2 separate regions of the Mus musculus genome follow, and region 1 is linked to region 2. A link is a loop called in an ENCODE intact Hi-C map of the cell type or tissue named here. Cell type or tissue: heart. All regions are shown on one strand. Each heading gives the region's core, and the rest is flanking DNA. Links, peaks and the distances in the headings are about the cores only.

The links. Peaks named below come from ENCODE experiments on the same cell type or tissue, not always from the same donor. Only the 100,000 strongest peaks of a DNase experiment are listed, where the experiment ranks them.
Region 1: it touches region 2 in a loop (2.5-fold over the local background); 3 of 42 quality-filtered maps call a loop at or near these places.

The regions. Positions count from the first base shown.
Region 1 is chr5:129,715,825-129,724,734 of GRCm38, reverse strand. It overlaps Mrps17 (mitochondrial ribosomal protein S17), which reads right to left. Exons shown (of 4, transcript NM_001356959.1): 3 at 7,869-8,008; 4 at 6,041-6,819. The coding sequence starts at 7,991. The coding sequence ends at 6,580. Among named protein-coding and RNA genes, the nearest start is that of Mrps17, 4.8 kb to the right of the region's middle. In heart, for the core only: CTCF peaks have their summits at 4,348 (motif pointing right) and 7,537; no DNase peak of the experiment used is centred there; H3K4me3 peaks cover 383 bases.
Region 2 is chr5:129,496,438-129,505,347 of GRCm38, reverse strand. It overlaps Sfswap (splicing factor SWAP), which reads right to left and starts at 4,117. Exons shown (of 18, transcript NM_172276.3): 1 at 3,752-4,117; 2 at 1,196-1,365; 3 at 454-585. The coding sequence starts at 3,969. Gm34468 (a long non-coding RNA gene) reads right to left here. Exons shown (of 3, transcript XR_377099.3): 3 at 7,931-8,044. It overlaps Gm40332 (a long non-coding RNA gene), which reads left to right and starts at 4,122. Exons shown (of 3, transcript XR_868547.2): 1 at 4,122-4,246; 2 at 4,794-4,828; 3 at 5,000-5,098. In heart, for the core only: CTCF peaks have their summits at 4,150 and 4,350; DNase peaks (open chromatin) are centred at 4,107 and 4,347; H3K4me3 peaks cover 2,701 bases; H3K27ac peaks cover 1,974 bases; H3K27me3 peaks cover 1,432 bases.

The DNA.
Region 1 (8,910 bases), core at 522-8,521, 220 kb before region 2:
TAGGGGGAAGTGTATTCTGTAAGGATAATAAAAGAGCTATGGATATAAGCATAAACTTCAGCAAGATAAGAGTAGGCAAAAGCAGAACTAGATCCCGAGGAATCAGAGAAATAGGGAGCAGCCTGGGCCTCAGTTACATGCAGAGGCCAAGAGAAGGATACTCTCCAATTGGTGGCTGCCTTCCTGGTTCTGAGTTAGAAGACGGATGGGAGCTGTAATCTTGAAGCTCAGGAGTTGTGGTTTTCTTTATCTTTTAAATTTTTCTCTTCCTAGTCTATGTGCATCATCAGTGTTTTGCCTGCATGTATGTCTGTGTGAGAGTGTGGGTGGAGCCCCTGGCAATTGGAGTTGCAGGAGGTTGTGAGCTGCCATGTGGGTGCTAGGAATTGAACCCCAGGTCCTCCGGGAAGAGCAGCCAGTGCTCTTAATCGCTGAGCCATCTTTCCAGCCCCATGGGTACAGTTTTTCTAACAAGAATTTGGACAAATGACAGGGTCTGGTCTTGTGGGTGGTGGAGGAGCGGTTCAGACTGGGAGAGGCACTCCTTTGAATGTGAATGAGGCTGAGAGCGGTCCATAAAACTGTAGACCCAACTGTGGGAGGCAGATATGTGACTTGCTGCGGGCAGGGCCTCTTCAAGCGTCGGTGAGCCCTGCCTTTTTTATACAGATCCTTCATTTCTCAACTTAGCTGAGACAGGGTCTTTATGTGGCGCCCAGTCCGGCCTCAAACTGATGGTAATCTGTTTACCGCTCTTGAGTCGGGGTTGAACCTGGGAGAATGGAGCCTAAAAACGAGGCGGACTAAAGTCTCAAGCAATAGCGTTTATTCAGAGCATCAGACGATTTATACTCTGAGGGTATAGAAGAACCACAGGAGTTAGGTGTGTAATCATAAGGACAAGCCACACGTGGCAAAAAAATAATAAAAGCAGCAAGCAGTAATGAGTGATCTGGAGTGAACTCACTGCGATTCGCTACACCTGGGAGGGGTGTGAAGCACAGTCTATGAACAAGTTTTGTGTTTTGAAGAAACTGAGGTTACAAGACTCATTTGGAGTTTCTCACAAGCATTCAGAGTTCCCCTCATGCGACTCCATCCTTGGGTCCTGCCTGTTCTGACAGGAATCCTTTTGTAATCTCAGGGTAAACTCCTGGGTTGAGATTACTTGCAGAGCCGTCATAAGCTGTTTAGTTATTGGACCTCATTATTCAGACCAGGATGGCCTCAAACTCTCAATGCTCCTGCCTCTGTCTCTGCGGTGCAGGGATCATAGGTATGCAGTATTGCACTTGACTCAACTTTATAGGTTAGGAGTTTCAACTCTCTCTTGGAATGCAAACTTGGCGTTTATGCATTTCTTTGATGACTCTGCTTTTGTGCTCCTTAGCATTAGGCCATATTTTTCCTGTATTCCCCACCCCCAAACCCATTGCCATTTGGCTCTAAAGTTTCATTAGTTCTTTAGTCCAGTGCTCTCCTCCCTTCCTAAGTACTGGTGACTGTACTTAGGGCCTTGAATATGTTAGGCATGTGTTCTATTAATGAGCTTGCATCTTCAATCTATTTTTGAAATAGGTTCTACCAAGTTGCCTGGGCTTGCTGTGCTCAGCACTTAGCCTCCTGAGTGCTATATTATAAGTGTATGCCATGGGCTGGAGAGATGGCTCAGGGGTTAAGAGCACTGACTGCTCTTCTGAAGATCCTGAGTTCAAATCCCAGCACCCACATGATGGCTCACAACTATTTGCAATGAGATCTGATGCCCTCTTCTGGCTTGTCTGAAGACAGCTACAGTGAGTGTATTTAGATATAATAATAAATTAATTGATTAAAAAAATAAGTGTAGGGGGCTGGAGAGATGGCTCAGTGGTTAAGAGCACTGACTGCTCTTCTGAAGGTCCTGAGTTCAAAACCCAGCAACCACATGGTGGCTCACAACCATCTGCAATGTGATCTGACGCTCTTGTCTGGTGTGTCTGAAGACAACTACAGTGTACTCATATACATAAAATAAATAAATTTAAAAAAAAATAAGTGTATGCCACTACCCAAGTGGCTTTAGGCCCTGCCATGGATCACCCCACTCAGGTATGGGGGGGGGGGTCCCTGGAATGAGGGTTCTTGAAGCTAGGTGGGTAAGGATTTGGTGGTGACAAACAGAAACAAACACAGAGGCAGTTTGAATCTGAGTGTATTCTGCAGCTCTCAAGCAGGGGATTTTATACATTAAAAAAACAAACATTATATCTCTTAGAAAGTATATATCCAGTGAAACAATCACAGAAACCAACAAAAATCATTTGGCACAGTAAAGCACAAAAAATCATCCAAGCATTACAACTCTGAAACTATGTGTTCAGTGGATCACAACAGAACAGATAACATCATTATTAATGTAAATCATCAAAATATAACAATTCTAAAAGGATGTATACAGTGGGGGCTGTCGTCCAAGGCTAGTGACATATTTCCAGGAGCAGGTTAATAAATCTTTAATGGTCAGTGCTCTTAACCACTGAACTAACTTTCCAGCCCCATGGTCAATTATTATTTAACATCTAGTGCCTGATTTTTTATAATCTTCAATGTATAAATTTAAACTATTTTAAATCTTTCTAATTAAGGCTTTCTTTACCATATACCAAAATCCACCTCTGATGACACACAAGTAGCCATATGAAATTTTATTGTTGGGAAAGTTTTTATCATACAAGTTTTGTAAATGATTTAGAAAGTAAAGTGTTGGTTTCCCTGGGGATAAGGTCATGTTAGTGACCCCCATCTTAGGCTACCAGGAATGTGTAAATAAGAAAAGAATAAGAGAAAACAAAACAGATAGACTGCCATGAGAACTACGGCTCAATATATTTTCTCCATTAAAGAGTTCCACAGCCAATTCCAGGAGGTCAATCGCCTCAGTCTGTGGAATTTGTCACACAGATCCTACTGGAGGTGGTGTGGCAAGGCCCTAGTGGTTCTCAACCTGTGGGGGTCAGGATGCCATTGCAGTTGGTCCAATGATCTTTTCAAAGAGGTTTCCAAAGACAACTATCGAAGATGAAGCTAGGTTTAAGAACTGAGACAGGACTCCTCTATCCTCTTCAGGTGGGCTGCCACAGGCAGACACACCCACATACGTGTATTTAGAACTGTATTAAAGAGTCACAGTATTAGAAAGATTGAGAATCACTATGTAGCCTTGGCTGGCCTGGAACTCAACAATGTAGACCAGGCTGGCCTCTGCACTTTGCCTGAGTGCTGCGATTAAAGGGGTACACTACCAGACCCATATCCTGATGCCTGGTTTTTAAAAAAGTTAAATTTATAAATTACATTTATTATTTATTATTATGGTATTTTCTTATACCATGTGTGTCCCAGGAACTTAGATGCACTTGGACTGTCAGGCTTGGTGGCAAGGTTGCTGGCTTACAGGTGAGCACCATCATGTTCTCCTTGGAGTCTTGTGCTTGCCAGGCAAGTACTCTACCACTGAACTGTAGCTCAAGCCCAAGAAACTTTAATGAAAACGATGCATCAGCATGCACATCAATTGGTCAAGTATCTTATAGACGCTTGGAGATGGAGACCTGAGATGTGCTGAGAGGATCACATAGACCCCACTGCCAGAGACCCAGATGCTCTAAAACGGGCTTTCAGCCCATGGGGCTCAAAGGTCTGTAGGAACTGATACACCATTCCTCTATCGTCTCCAGGCGGGTCTGCAGAGATGCCCACCTGGAACTGTGTTAAAGGGTTGCAGCTTTAGGAACCACTGGTCTAAAAGGCTTCCCTTCCCATGACCTATCCTGGCACCAAGTCAAGAGTTTCCCTTAGTAACATAAGCTATCCCACCTCTCTGTACAAGGTGTTTATGTTTTAGGATCAGGCTTTTGTTTTCCCCCTCCCCACCCCCAACAGGGTTTTTCTATGTAGTCCTTGATGTCCTGGAACTTGTTCTATAGACCAGGCTGGCCTCAAACCCAGAGATCTACCTGCCTACTTTGCCTCCTGAGTACCGGGATTAAAGGTGTGTGCCACCACTGCCCAGGCCTGGGATCAGTCTTTAAAAGCCAGTTTCCCGGCCCTGCATCTTACTCCATGCAGCTCTTCATACTGGTGCTGCTTACCTTTACCCTCATTTTCTCTGATAACCTTTTAAAAAAATTCATTATCCTATTTCTCTAATATCTACCTATGTTCAAACTGCCCTAGCAATTCTCTTCTGCTTTAAAAATTCCTGGTTATGCTTTGTTTAAAAAAAAAAAGATTTTTATTTATGCATGAGAGCTTTGCTGGCATGTCTCATGTCTGTGTACTACATGCATGCAGTGCTCACTGAGAACAGAAGGCGGCGCCATATCTGGAATTGGAGTTAACAGTTAACTGCCATGCGATGTGGGTGCTGAGGACTGAACCTGGGTCCTTTGCAAAAGCAGCCAGTGTTCCTGTTAAGGCCTAGGTAGCAGTTACTTGGCTAGCCTGCCATTAGTTTTTTATTAAAAAAAGGAAGAAGAAAAAACCTATTTATGTACACTGTAGCTGTTTTCAGACACACCAGAAGAGGGCATCAGATCCTATTACAGATGGTTGTGAGCCACCATGTGGTTGCTGGGAATTGAATTCACGACCTCTGGAAGAACAAGCAGTCAGTGCTCTTGACCGCTGAGCCATCTCTCCAGCCCTAGCCTGCCTGCTGTCATGACTTTCTCAAATGGTTTTGCTGTTATTAGGAACCTTTCTAACACCGAGATTGATTACATATTCTGTTGTGTTCTGGGCCCTTGGGAACCAATCAGGATAGAAGTCAGTAGAACTGTTTTGCATAGTTACCCACAATAAGCTTGGACTCAGACCAACCACCCAGCAGCACCCCCTGCACCTGTCTATACACTTTTATAGTATTTGCTTTTGTAAGCTGCCCCTGGGATGGACCCCAAGACAAGAGACATCTGTACCAATATAAGGAATGATTTGGACTAAAACTTCCATTTTGAGTAGTGGTCAAGTAAAATTTAAGTTCCCAGAACCTCCCTGGGAACTGACATCTTACTTGGCAGAAAGAGCCATGTAAGTGGGTAACTGACACCCTGGATGGCAAGTTAAGTCAGGACTGTTAGACAAGTCCCATCCTGGTAGACAGGTTAGACCATGAATATTAAACAAGGCAAGTCTCCTGCCACAGTTGAATACCTCAACCAATGGAAACAGAAGTGTACAACAAAGACGTATTCCTAAGGAAATGCCCTATTACTAAATCCTGATTGGTAAAATAACTTGGCTGTTGATTTTGGGCTTAAAAATCCTGTAGGCTCTTACCATGGGGTCATGGTTCAGTTCCTGAAGTCCTGGGGTATATGCTCAATAAACTCTCCCTGTGTGACTGAGATTGGTGTTCGTGTAGTTTGCGAGGTAATTCTGGACTCCAAGAGCTCTTAACTACTGGGCCATCTCTCCAGTTTCACCGGCCATGTTATTTAGGACTTCACACTTTCCTGTTTGAACTGCCTTCTCCATACCCATCATTCCTGAGTCTGCAGAGAGGCCCTGAGGTCCTCCCTCCCTCCCTCCCTCCCTCCCTCAGGAAGTTATCTGGTCTCTCCATGGGTCCTATCTGTCCTAAGGGCACCTATGGGTCCCTCTCCACTTTGGGAGCCTGATGATCATCACTGGTATCGTCTAGTAAACTAGGCCTTGTGAGATACACTTACTAATCCCAGCTGCCTAGTGCTTGAGATAGGACTATAAATCCAAGTCTCCTTCTAGGAGTCAGAAAACTGAAATATATAGGCCAAAGTTTCTACAGTAAGAGTCTTTACAGCATTTAAAACATTTCTCCTTGCAAGTTGGTGAAATAAGGGGGAAAAAATTTAAATTTACTAGTCAGCAGTGGTGGCACACACCTTAAATCCCAGTACTTCAGAGGCAGAGGCTAGGCCTTTGATATGGAGGCCGGCCTGGTCTACAGAGCAAGTTCCAGGACAGTCAAGGCTACACAGAGAAACCTTGTCTCCCAAAACACAACAAAACAGGCCAATTTACTTTGAATATGAATCATTAAAACTCAGTGTCAATAGGATGGCTCAGTGGGTACAGGTGTGTTACTGGGAACCACGTAAGAGTGAAAGGAGACCGGACTCCACAAAGCTGTCCTCTGGCTGCCACAGTGTGTGTGTGGTGGCACAGGTGTGCCCACACAGGCATTGTGGACACACACACAATAAATTTTGAAAAATCAAGCTGCCAAAACTAAGTTTAGCCTTTTATGTCATTATCAAAAGGTTTTCTTCTTTCAAAACAAAGGTGCTCAGTCCAAGATTTCTTTGGGGGAGGCAATGAACAATGAGACAATACATACGATCCAGGACAGAGAGCTCACAAAATGATGCCGCATCCTTAGGCATACAGAGTAATCAGTACCTTCAGTTCAGAGAATCTGAAAAAGGATGCAACCCTGTATGGAGCACTAAGCTCTTTACTTTGCTGACTACTTTTAATGTCACAGGAGAAACAGTAATGAAAACCATTGAGCAAAACACACAGACAGAAATGCCTCTGGCTCCTCCTTTCCTGGGTTCAGGAGACCTTGAGCTCCTCCCGAGGTTCGCTGAGGGGGCTCTCTAGGTAGGCAGTTCCTGCACAGGGCTTTCCGGTGACGGGGTCGATAACTCGGCCGACTTTGAAGATGATCTCAGCCAGTTCGTGCTTCACATGCTTCGATCGTGGGACGGGCAAAGCTCTGAGGAGCACGATGTCCCCGACGCTGCACTGCTGAAGGGCATCGTGAGCAAAGTAGGTTTTCCGTTTATTAAAGTACTGTGGAGGGAAGGAGAGTGGCAGATCAGTAACTCCCATCTGGGATCTGTGATGCAAAAAGAACACACACACACACACACACACACACACACACACACAGAAAAACAACTCCGGGAAGCTGCCCCTCTCCCTATTCATCTCACAAACCACAGCTCCATCCCTTCTTGCCCAGGTCTGCCTTGCCCACGCCACTCCCACTGCTGTCACTCTAGTTCAGCTCTTTATTGTTTCTACTCCACGGTTTTGCAGGATCCCCTGCCTCACTCCTTAAGCTGGTCCTTATGGATTCCTAGGTATAGTGGTGCAGACCGACGGCAGAGGCAGGTGGATCTCTGTGGGTTCAAAGCCAGTCTGGTCTACATATTGAGTTCCAGGACAGCCAGGGCTACATAGAGTGACCCTGTCCCCAAACAAAACAGAGCAACAAAGCAACTGTCCTTGATTCCTTAAAACCACTTGCTGTTTCTGCAGGAGGCCATGCCCTATCACAGCTGTATTCATCAATGGTGGAAAGACTCTTGCTACCCGGTCAAGGAATAAAATTGTACTGGAGGGTCGGCTCAAATGTCTCTTTACTGGGATGACTTATGGCAACCTGGGAAGAAGGGGTTAAGAGTTTATCCTGTTCCCGTGCTGTTCTGCCTAGCTAGTCACTACAGGAAACCTGAGAATGACGTGTGTGCTCCTGAAAGCCTCCTATGAACCCGGTTACACCTACAGGTCAGCAGTGGGTATAGCAGATTGCTGCAGATGCTCAACTTATCTTTTATGGACAGGGAAATGCTTTTCCGCTCAGACCCTAAAGCAGTGGTCCTCAGCCTTCCTAACGCTGCGACCCTTTAATACAGTTCCTCATGCTGTGGTGACCCCCGACCATAACATGATTTCCATTGCTACCTCGTAGCCATAATTATGCTACTGTTATGAATCATAATGTAAACATCTGGCATGTGACTCCCAAATGCGTCGCGACCCACAGGCTGAGAACAGCTGCAGTGGAATGTTGGTAACTTTATCGATGGCATTTTAAAACAAGTGTTGGTCCTCACCTTCAGTAAGTAGGGATCCAAAACAAGTCTGGTCGCTCTTACTTTAGCCGTTTTTATCATGGCTGTACCAATCACCTTCCCCACAACCCATTTGGCGTGGACGGATGAACGGACTATTGACATTATGTGTCTGTAAGCACCTAAAATAAAACAAGAAAATACCCTCAAAGCTTAACATTGTTAAGACACAGTCTTGCCCCCTTTCCCCTATCCATTAACAAACCAATGGCTTTGTTTCATTTTTTTGAAGTTTACCTTTCTCCACGGTAGCCCAGGCTTGCCTTAAATTGGGAGATGTTTCTACATTAGCCTCCCATGAGTTGGGCTAGAGCGATACCTAAGCAGCTAAGCACTGGTTGCTCTTCCAGAGGACCTGGGTGCAGTTTCCAGCACCCTTATGGTGGCTCAAAACCTCTGTAGCACCCGTTACAGGGGATCCTCTGAAATTATACACAGGCTGGTGCCACAATACCCCATTTAAACTAGCCTTCAGATGGTTAGAGCTTATCAAGTGAATTTTGTCAGGAGCAATGCCTGTGTCCAGTAGTCATTTTTTCTACTTTTCTGAAACAGCCAGGCCAGAGGTCCTTAAAGGTCTTATCTTTATAATAGTTACAAAGTAGAAAATGGATCTAACCCTCATATTCCCTATACAGAAAAGTTAGGAATAACATGGCCTGCTCACAAGTGTTTCGAGGAACTATTAGTGTGTAAGCACACAAGTAAACTGGTCACACTGGAGTCCCTCTATCCAAATGAGGAAGGATACAGTGGGAAAATAAGCAGTTAAGAGACCAGCTAACTTAATCATTCGGAAAAATTCCCCTGCTACTGATCACAGAAGCTCTACAGAGCAAAGCTCTTCTACCTACAGGTACCTACGAGCTCACTAGAAGACAAGTCACCTTATTTACTCTTTACCCACTATTATTTGTGCTGTAACCATTTAGAAACACCTTGTCACTTGGTAACCTTTCTTGGAACTGGTCCCGGGTTAGGGAGTATTACTAATAAACGGGGTTGTTTGAAGCGCTCAACTCTC
Region 2 (8,910 bases), core at 557-8,556:
TTCTCTTCTAAGAGCTGCCTTGGTCAAGACACGATGACTAAGACAGGAAGAATGTGTGTTCAGTGCAGAAGCAGGATCCCATGATGGGGAACTCAGTGAGATTCACCCTAAGAGGAGCAGGCGAGAAGCCACTGGGTCCAGGCAACTAATCAAAATCAGAGGTCCTGTCTCTCCACTCTACTCACAGCTCAGCGCCTAGTCTCTAGCTTTGCTCCAATAAGAAAAGGGCCCAAGCCGGGCAGTGGTGGCGTACACCTTTGATCCCAGCACTTGGGAGGCAGAGGCAGGTGGGATTCTGAGTTTGAGGCCAGCCTGGTCTACAGAGTGAGTTCCAGGACTGCACAGAGAAACCCTATCTCGAAAAAGACGAGAAAAAAAAAGGGCCCTCACTAGTGTCCCAAACGGTGGTGCTGTGGTCACTGCCCACCAGGGACAGGCCTTCCTTCCCCTCACCTCTCTGCTTCGAAGGCTCCTCCTCTTCCGTGGGCTCTGACGGGTCATAATAGTCGCTGCCGTAAGTGAACCCTACGGCACTGTAGTTTCCATCCTCCGCCAGCGCTTCACTCAATCTTTTGTATTCTTCCTCTTGAATAAAAATGAGACTCTTATTAACAAAAATGGAAGTTTACTGAGAAAAACTTCATACACTTCTAGAGTGCAGCTATCAGTGAACCATACAATACACTTTTTCAAATATTTTTCAATTTTTTTTTTTTTTTGAGGAGAAAACGTTTCTGGAAATGACACTTGGTATCTATTGGCACGTAGTTTTTGCCAGTGTGTGTTTACCCACAGATAGAAGAATACACGTCTTTTATGGGAAATTTCTTCCTGCTGAGGAAACTTTGGGATTAAGAACTGTATTAAAGATCACTAAGGCAAAGACAAGAACATCGACTTTAATTCATACAACACTGTTAAAGAAGAACAGTTAAAGAGTTTTGTTTTTTGGTTTTTTGTTTTTGTGTTTTTTCAAATCCCAGTCTGCCCTCAAAAGCTGGGAAAATTCTCTGTGGCTCTACATATAAACTATCCTGAGGTCCTCTCAGAACGCAAAGACTCCTGTTTTTCCAATCCACTGGGTACTGTCAAGATAATATCAGAAAGAGTGAGTATAAAAATGAACGGGAGTAACTTTTTAAATACTTAAAATTTTAAAAAGGTGTGGCTGAAGTAAGTCTTTCTTGAGCAGTACCTTGCCTTGCCTCCTCCTCAAGCAAGTCCGTATGCAAGGCTAAATACCTCTCTTCATCACACAGCGCCTCTACCCGAGCCTCCTCTTCAGACAGCTGGTAGTCTCGGTTCCACGTGGCGTACTCAGCATCGTACGCAGAGAGGTCATGCAGGTGACCACGCCCGTCGTATCTGTAATGTGAACAGGCTGGTCACTGGAGGGAAGTCTACACCCATGCTGGTTGTGTGTGACACTCTATGCACATACTTACCAATTAAACTAATGAAATAAAAATATTAAAACAAATGCAAAGCTTCAGATTTATACTTAATATGCCTAGTCATCTCTCTCCTACTTTTAAACTGGAGTAATCATAACAAAATCTAAGCACCTCTCTACAGCACAACAGAACTTAGAGCTAAAGGCAGACAATCCTTTAGAGCAGAAAACGTACCCCCTTGCTAGCAGTTCTTACCATGTATGCTTTGGTCAACCATTCAATGCCACTTGCAAAAAAAATATCTGTTCTCAGTAGTTAAATATTACAGCTTACATTCACACAGACCGAGTCCATAAATACCTATCCGACAGAACCAAACGGGCGAAATTTCCTCGCTTCTTCCTGCTAGTCCCGAACTCTCAGGAGAGATCTTCACCAAAGAAACTTGCGTCCATTGGAGGTAAAATCTTGGCTAGGCTTGCCCCTAGCCACTTGGCTGAGGAGAGAAGTGCTGGGTTATGTGGTAGAGAGACACACATACAAAGGAACAGTGACATATACATGCAGTTTAAGGAGGTTCACTGCAAACACGGCAAAACCATCGGAAGGCGCAGCATCAGTATGTCCCTTTAACTTTAAGTCCCAGGATGAAGACACATCGTTGCAGACCAATGGGCACTTTACCAACTTAGGAATAAGGAGCACGTTCTGCTATGTTTGAACATAAGACTCAATGGAGATGCTGTCACTGTACAGCTGCCAGACAACAATTTAAATCTCAAATTTAGGTTGCACAGGTGAATTCGGAGTGACAAACCAAAGTTGGCATGATATATTAATGTTGACTTTTGTGATGGAGACCAAATTAAGGAAGGAAAACATACACCACAGGAAAAAGGCCAAAATTTCCTGGGAACCCCAACGGTTTCATTTTATTATCAAAATCTGCTTAACTTTGATGTAAACCTCCTTAACTTACAAATGTATTATTTTCAAATATTACACATATACATGTGTGGTGTTTGCTCCCCACCGGTTTTGGGAGGTCTAACTCATATCATGCACAGAATGATATGGAAACTGCATACGGAGTAGAGGTTTCAGCATTTGCCCAACTTTTGACAGTACACATCCCCACGAGTGCCTGGGAAGCAGCATCACTGGCTATCAACCGAGCGAGGTTCAAAGGCATAGCACCTTCCAGCAGAGTGGACCATCAGATCCAGAGCCGATCTGATAGGCAACACTCCCTTCACAAGTCCTTTCTTCCTAGATCTCTCCCCAAATGGAGACGTAAGGGATCGGAAAGGCCTACTGGTCATTAACCGTGTCCGTTCTGGCCAGCTCACAGGTAATCCCTACAGTCATGCAAGTTCCAAGTCTTTGCAGCATCCAGTTTTACTTGTCTCAAACGATGGGTTTACTTCACTTGGAGAAAACCACGCCACAGCTTAATGGTTGCTCACAGTTAGTCCTGGGCCCAGAAGCAATATCGCCCAACGGAAGGACAAATACCCAAACCCGGGATGGTGGAGAAAGAAAGAGAGATGGAAAAAATGAGGAGAGAGGTGGGGAGCAAAACACCCAATCATGTAATGCCATCCTTTTCAAATCAAACACCATCAGAAATTCACGTTCCCACCCCTTTACCCTCAACTCCAGGCACCCTTCAGTGGGTGTGATTTGAAAAGAACCAACACAAAGGTATAAACCCAGCTCCACCCTTCGGCTTTAGAAAACAGTGAAACCAGCTCTAAGAACGCTACCCCCTAAGAGCAAGGTCCGCACGGGTCGACCGGCTTCCAACAAGACAGCAACTTCACCCACTACCGCGGTTGGGCAAATGGTCGCAATAACCGCGGGGAAGGGCTCGCCCGGACGCCAAAAGTCAAGCCGGCCAGAGACGGTTCAGGCTACCTCACGGGGTTGGGGGGTCCAAAAGAAGCTTCTACCCACGGGCCTCGGCGTGCGGCGCTTCGGAGGAACAAAAGCGCACTCCCGGACTCCCTCCCCGCACAGCCAGCGGAGGGACAGCGGCACCCGCCCCACGGCGCGGGCGGGCGGGCCCCGGACAGCTTCCACCCGCGCTGAGTCGCCAGCGGCAGCCCGGGCTCGAGGGGTTGTGGGAGCAGAGTCGATCCCTCCGGCGACGGGGAGGCGCCAGCTCTGGCCGGAGCCTTAGGGCCGGTTTCACCGTCCCCTCCCCCCGGACGCCGGGGAACGTGGGGGGCAGGGAGGCCCCCCGAGTCCCCGGGCTCCGCAAAACCCCCTTTTTCGGTCCCGGCCATCAAGTCAACATCAGGCGAAATCAAGCGGGCGAGGGAGGGGAGGGTCGACGGGTGGGGGGAGGAACCGACCTGTCGATGAGGATCTTGGGGTCCCCCATCCAGGGGATGAGGTGCTGTCCCTGTTCCTGGGCCAAAGCCCGCTCGTCGTCGCGGAACAACTTGCAGGCATAGCCGAAAACCAGAAGCTCCACCCGGTTGCCCCCAGTGCCGGTGCCGCCCGGCCCGGCCTCCTCCTTCACTCCGCCTTTCCTCTCCGGCTTGGCACGGCCCCCGCCGGCACCGTACATGACAGCGTCCCCGACGTCCGGGACGGTCTGCTGCTGGGCCGAACAACGTCCCCGATGCCTCGCCTGGCCTACCCACTCAGTCACAGGCGCCGCATCCTCTTCGCAACTTCAACACAGCCGCCATAGCGAGCCACAAAATGGAGGAGACGCAACTTCCGGTAGGAAACCCGCTCTTTCCGGAGGTGAGAGTGGTAGATTCGCCACGTCCGCAAGCTGTTTGAGCCGCTAAAAAATTAAGTAGATGTTAGTTTTCGTTGTCCAACTTGATCTTGCGATGGTAAGTTGTGTTTATGGAAAGAAATTTATTTCTGCCATTTTTTGGAGGCCTCCTAGGATGTGACGAAAGCGCGGTTGGTGGCCGCGCGCCAACTTCTACTGTCGTTGGAGGGCGGCCGCCAGGTGTGGAGACAAGTGGGGATCTTGTTGGGAACGCGTCTTTGCCGTCCTAGTGAGACAGTTTGCTCCTTTCTAACAGCCCGATTTTTAGATCACTAGGAAGCCTAGCCCTGGCCGCCTGACTGAGGGCGTTTCCAGGACTTGTGAGCCCTAAATATTCGGAGTGGCGGGCTTTCAGTGGCTACGGGCTTCAGTGGCGGAGAAAGACTCCAGCTAGGAGACAGCGCTACGGGTTGTTTCCTTCTGGGGAGCAGATTCTTTCCCTTTCCCTTTTTAAAATACAGGATGTCACTGTGATCCAAATTAGACTCGAACTCTGACTGTCCTAGCTCAGTTAAGATGCTAGTATTATCGACGTGAGGTCTGCAGGGCTGCAGTTTTTTCTGGTGTCTGACCCAGATGCTTGATTTTCTTTTTCCCCCTTTCAGTTCTGAACATGGACCCAGGGCCTCACCATTGCTAGGTAAAACACTATCATTGAGTTATATCATTGCTAGGTAAAACACTATCATTGAGTTATATCTGCAGCCCTTTTTGTTTTAGTTTCAAGATAGGGTCTTGCTTAGTGCCCCGGGGTGACATTTAACTTTAATTTTTTTTTTAATTTTTACTTATTTTGTGTGTATATGTGTAGGCGACTCGAGTTAGATCAAGTCCGACTGGATGGAAGGAGAGAAGAACTTCTCAGCCACGGACACCCCCCTCCCTCCCCAAATAACTTAGGTTTTTAAAAAGTGGATAGTGATTTAGAAAAACAACTGATGTTGACCTCTGGCCTCCATATGCATTTGTGTACACACGTGCACACACACATACAGACATGTACATAGTACACCAGAACGAATACTAAGTAAAATAGTTATGATGTGGAGAAGGTTGCTTTGCAGAAATGTTTGTGTCTACTTTTGAAACAGTTGGGAAAAAAAAAAAAGAAACGGTTGGAATTTTTGTCTTAACCTCAAGCCAAAATTCATTTAATGATTTTTTTTTAATGTAAAGTAACTCAGCGCACACACACACACACCAGCAGAGATGTCTCAGTTGATAAGTGCTTGCCTTACGCACATGAGCACCTGAGTTTGATTGCCAGAACCCATGCAAAAAGTACTGGGTGTGATGGCGATTGCTTATAATCCTTGTGCTCTAGAAGTAGAGACAGGTTGAGGTGTTGGGTTCCATGGCCATCTAACCTGCTTTACTTGGTGAGTTCTAGGCCAGTGAAAGGCCCTATATTACACTAGATGTACTTGAGATGGCACTTGAGAAATGACATCCAGTGTTGTTCTCTGACCCCCATACAGGCTATTTGAATTTCATCTAAGTCTTCCCTAAGAACCCAATGCCCTTTTACACTATAAGTCAGTGACTTATGATCCCCTAGGTAAAGACCTGCAGGCTGCCTTTTGGGACCACATACATCTGTGATATAGCTGGTGCATACACTGTTACTTCTTGCCCCAGGCGGCTTGCTCTCTGGTCCTTTTTTTAAATTTTTTTCGAGACAGGGTTTCTCTGTGTAGCCCTGGCTGTCCTTGAGTTTATTCTGTAGACCAGGCTGGCCTCGAACTCAGAAATCCGCCTGCCTCTGCCTCCCAAGTGCTAGGATCAAAGGCGTGCGCCACTACTGCCTGGCTTGCTCTCTGGCTGACTGGCTCACAATGCGATCTAGGCTTGTGTTGTCCTGTGGGCTTTATTTGTGGAAAATAAATTTGCTTTCTTGTAGCTTGTTGCATGAGTGTTTTCTGCTTCACCCGTTTGAGACATACTGCTAGCTAGCACACACAGAATGAACCCCACTTTGAGCTGTTGTGGCCTCTGTGGCTTCTGTGTTTGGAAGCCACCACTGGCAAGCCCTCCTGGATCGAGTCCCACAATTTATGTTGTGTTCTCTGAGTTTATTTATTTATTTATTTATTTGTTTATTTGAACAGGGGAAAGTTACAAACTAATATAGAAATCTCAACAGAAACTGCCCTGTTTTTATCTTCCGGGACCCTGGAAGCCACCACTGGCAAGCCCTCCTGGATCAAGTCCCACAATTTATGTTGTGTTCTCTGAGTTTATTTATTTATTTGGACAGGGGAAAGTTACAAGCTAATATAGAAATCTCAACAGAAACTGCCCTGTTTATGTTGTGTTCTCTGAGTTTGTTTGTTTGTTTGTTTGTTCATTTGGACAGGGGAAAGTTACAAGCTAATATAGAAATCTCAACAGAAACTGCCCTGTTTTTATCTTCCGGGATCCTGGCTGGCTTTATCAGAAAACCTCTAGTATGTAAAATTACCAAGAAGACCTGGACTCATAGATTAGTCTTGATCCAAGGAGGTTGGAACTCTGTCTAGTGGTACACATAGTTGATGTGTACATAAGAACTACAAGTTCCATGGGCAAACTGCAGCTTCGAAGCTTTTTTTTTTTTTCGAGACAGAATCTCATGTAGCCCAGGCTGGCCTCAAACTTGCTATGTAGCCAAGGATTACCTTGAACTTCCGATCTTCCTGCATCTACTTCCTGAGTGCTGCTATTATAGGAGTGCGCCTGGTTATACGGTTCTGTGGATGGAACCCAGAGCCTCATATGTCCTAGGCAGGCACTTTACAAATGGAACTGTATCCCTAGCCCTATACTTGGGTTTAACACCAACTTGAGAGGCACCCAGATTAAACAACGCCCTTAGAGCTTGCTAAGGCTGCTTCTCTCCGGAATGTGCCACCTGTCACCTATTTCAAAGGAAGCTTGGTATATACATAGGTGACCTTCTGACATCAAAAAGTACAGATGCAGTGAAGCATGTCAATGCTTCTAAACCTTCCTATCACTTGGATCCTTTAATACAGTTCCTCATGTTGTGGTGACCCCCCAACCATGTAATTATTTTTTGTTGCTACTTCATACCTGTAATCTTGCTACTGTTAAGAATCGTAATAGAATTATCTGTTTTTTCTGATGGTCTTAGGCAACCCTTGTGAAAGGGTCATTCGACCCCTCCAAAGGGATCTTGACCTATGGTGTTGGGGCAGGGAGCTCTAACCCAGAGTTTTGTGCATGCTAGTCGAGCACTTCAGTTAAGTCCCAACATCCTGTTTTGCTGTTTGGTTGAGATGGAGGTCTCGACGAAAATAGCCTAGGGTGACCTTGATCTTCCCGCCCCAGCCTTCAGAAACCTGCATCACCACAAACGCCCACCATCTTAAATAAAATAACCACCTTAAAATAAAAGTGCCTTGGTTGCAGTGTGTCCCAGGCTTCGCTTCCTCAGCGTGGCATTTTGACAGCTCAGTTTAGAGATGAATGAAATGGAACCCAGCCAGAGGCAGTGGCTGTTCACTGGCTGGCAAAGGAGAATTTTATTTCTGAGGTAAAGACAGGAGCTTATCTCAAATCTTCACAATTAATTTCGCCTCCCTCCTGCCTTTCCCTCACTTTTCTGAGAGCTCTAAGCCTCAGGGAAAGAATAATAACAACAACAATTTTTAGGTCCTAACAACTATGTTTAAATTTCCTTCCTTCTCCTTATCCCCAGTGAGTGTAAGGGGGCCTCGGAGTCAGCACAGAGCACATCCAGACACCAGATTCTCAGCACAACAGACATTTATTACTCTGGAGGGGCAATCGTGTCTTCGGGGTGGGGATGAGATGGAGGTTGCCTTTGGGTCAGACAAGACAGCAACGAGTGTTTCTGCAGGCATGGTTTTCAAAAGGAGAGAGAGAGAAAGAGAAGTCTGTGTTAGCATGGTAAATCCTGATTGAACATGTTATCCAGTGTAGTCAAATAATGAATTTTGATTGCAGCAGGACCTTGGTGGTTTAGTCAAGCATGGGGAAATGGCCAAATAAAAGAACAGACCTTGGTGGCTAGCTCCAGAAATGTAATCTAATGCTTTAGCAGGGGAGAAGGAAGGTGGGTGGGCAAGACCTACAGGTGCAGCCACGTTTGCCGTTCAGACCTGTTAGAGAGCCCTTCCACCAATGCTGTTCCTTAAGTTCAGGAGCCGCTGACGGGGAGGGGCTGGTAGAAAGGTAAGTCTGTGCTCAGCTCACTTTCTCCATTTTATGAAGTCCGGGACCCCAGCCCGTGGGGATAGTGCCACCCACAGACAGGGAAGCTGGGGTTTCTCACTTCAGTTATCCAGGCATTCATAGAGGCTTGTCTTCCAGGCCACTAAAGAGCCTACCAAGTTGTCCGTCAGTATTAAGTATCACCCACCCACTCCATCTTTGGGCCACTGGCAGGAAGTTTAGGTTTAAATCGAAGGGAAGAAGAATGCACAATTAAGCAGTCCTAGCTGGGTGGTGGCAGCACACACCTTTAATCCAGAACTCTGAGGCAATCCGATCTCTGTGAGTTCAAGGCCAGCTTGGTCTGTAAGTTCCAGGACAGCCAGAGCTACACAAAGAAACCGTCTCCAAAAACTAAAAACAAACACTAAAATAAAATGAAATTAAAAAAAAACAAAAAAACAAAAAAACTACTTGGCTTCAGTCTGACCTGCAAGATGGTCTGCTGAGTTATTGGAACTTCGTGAAATCTCAGCCTTCCTCCTT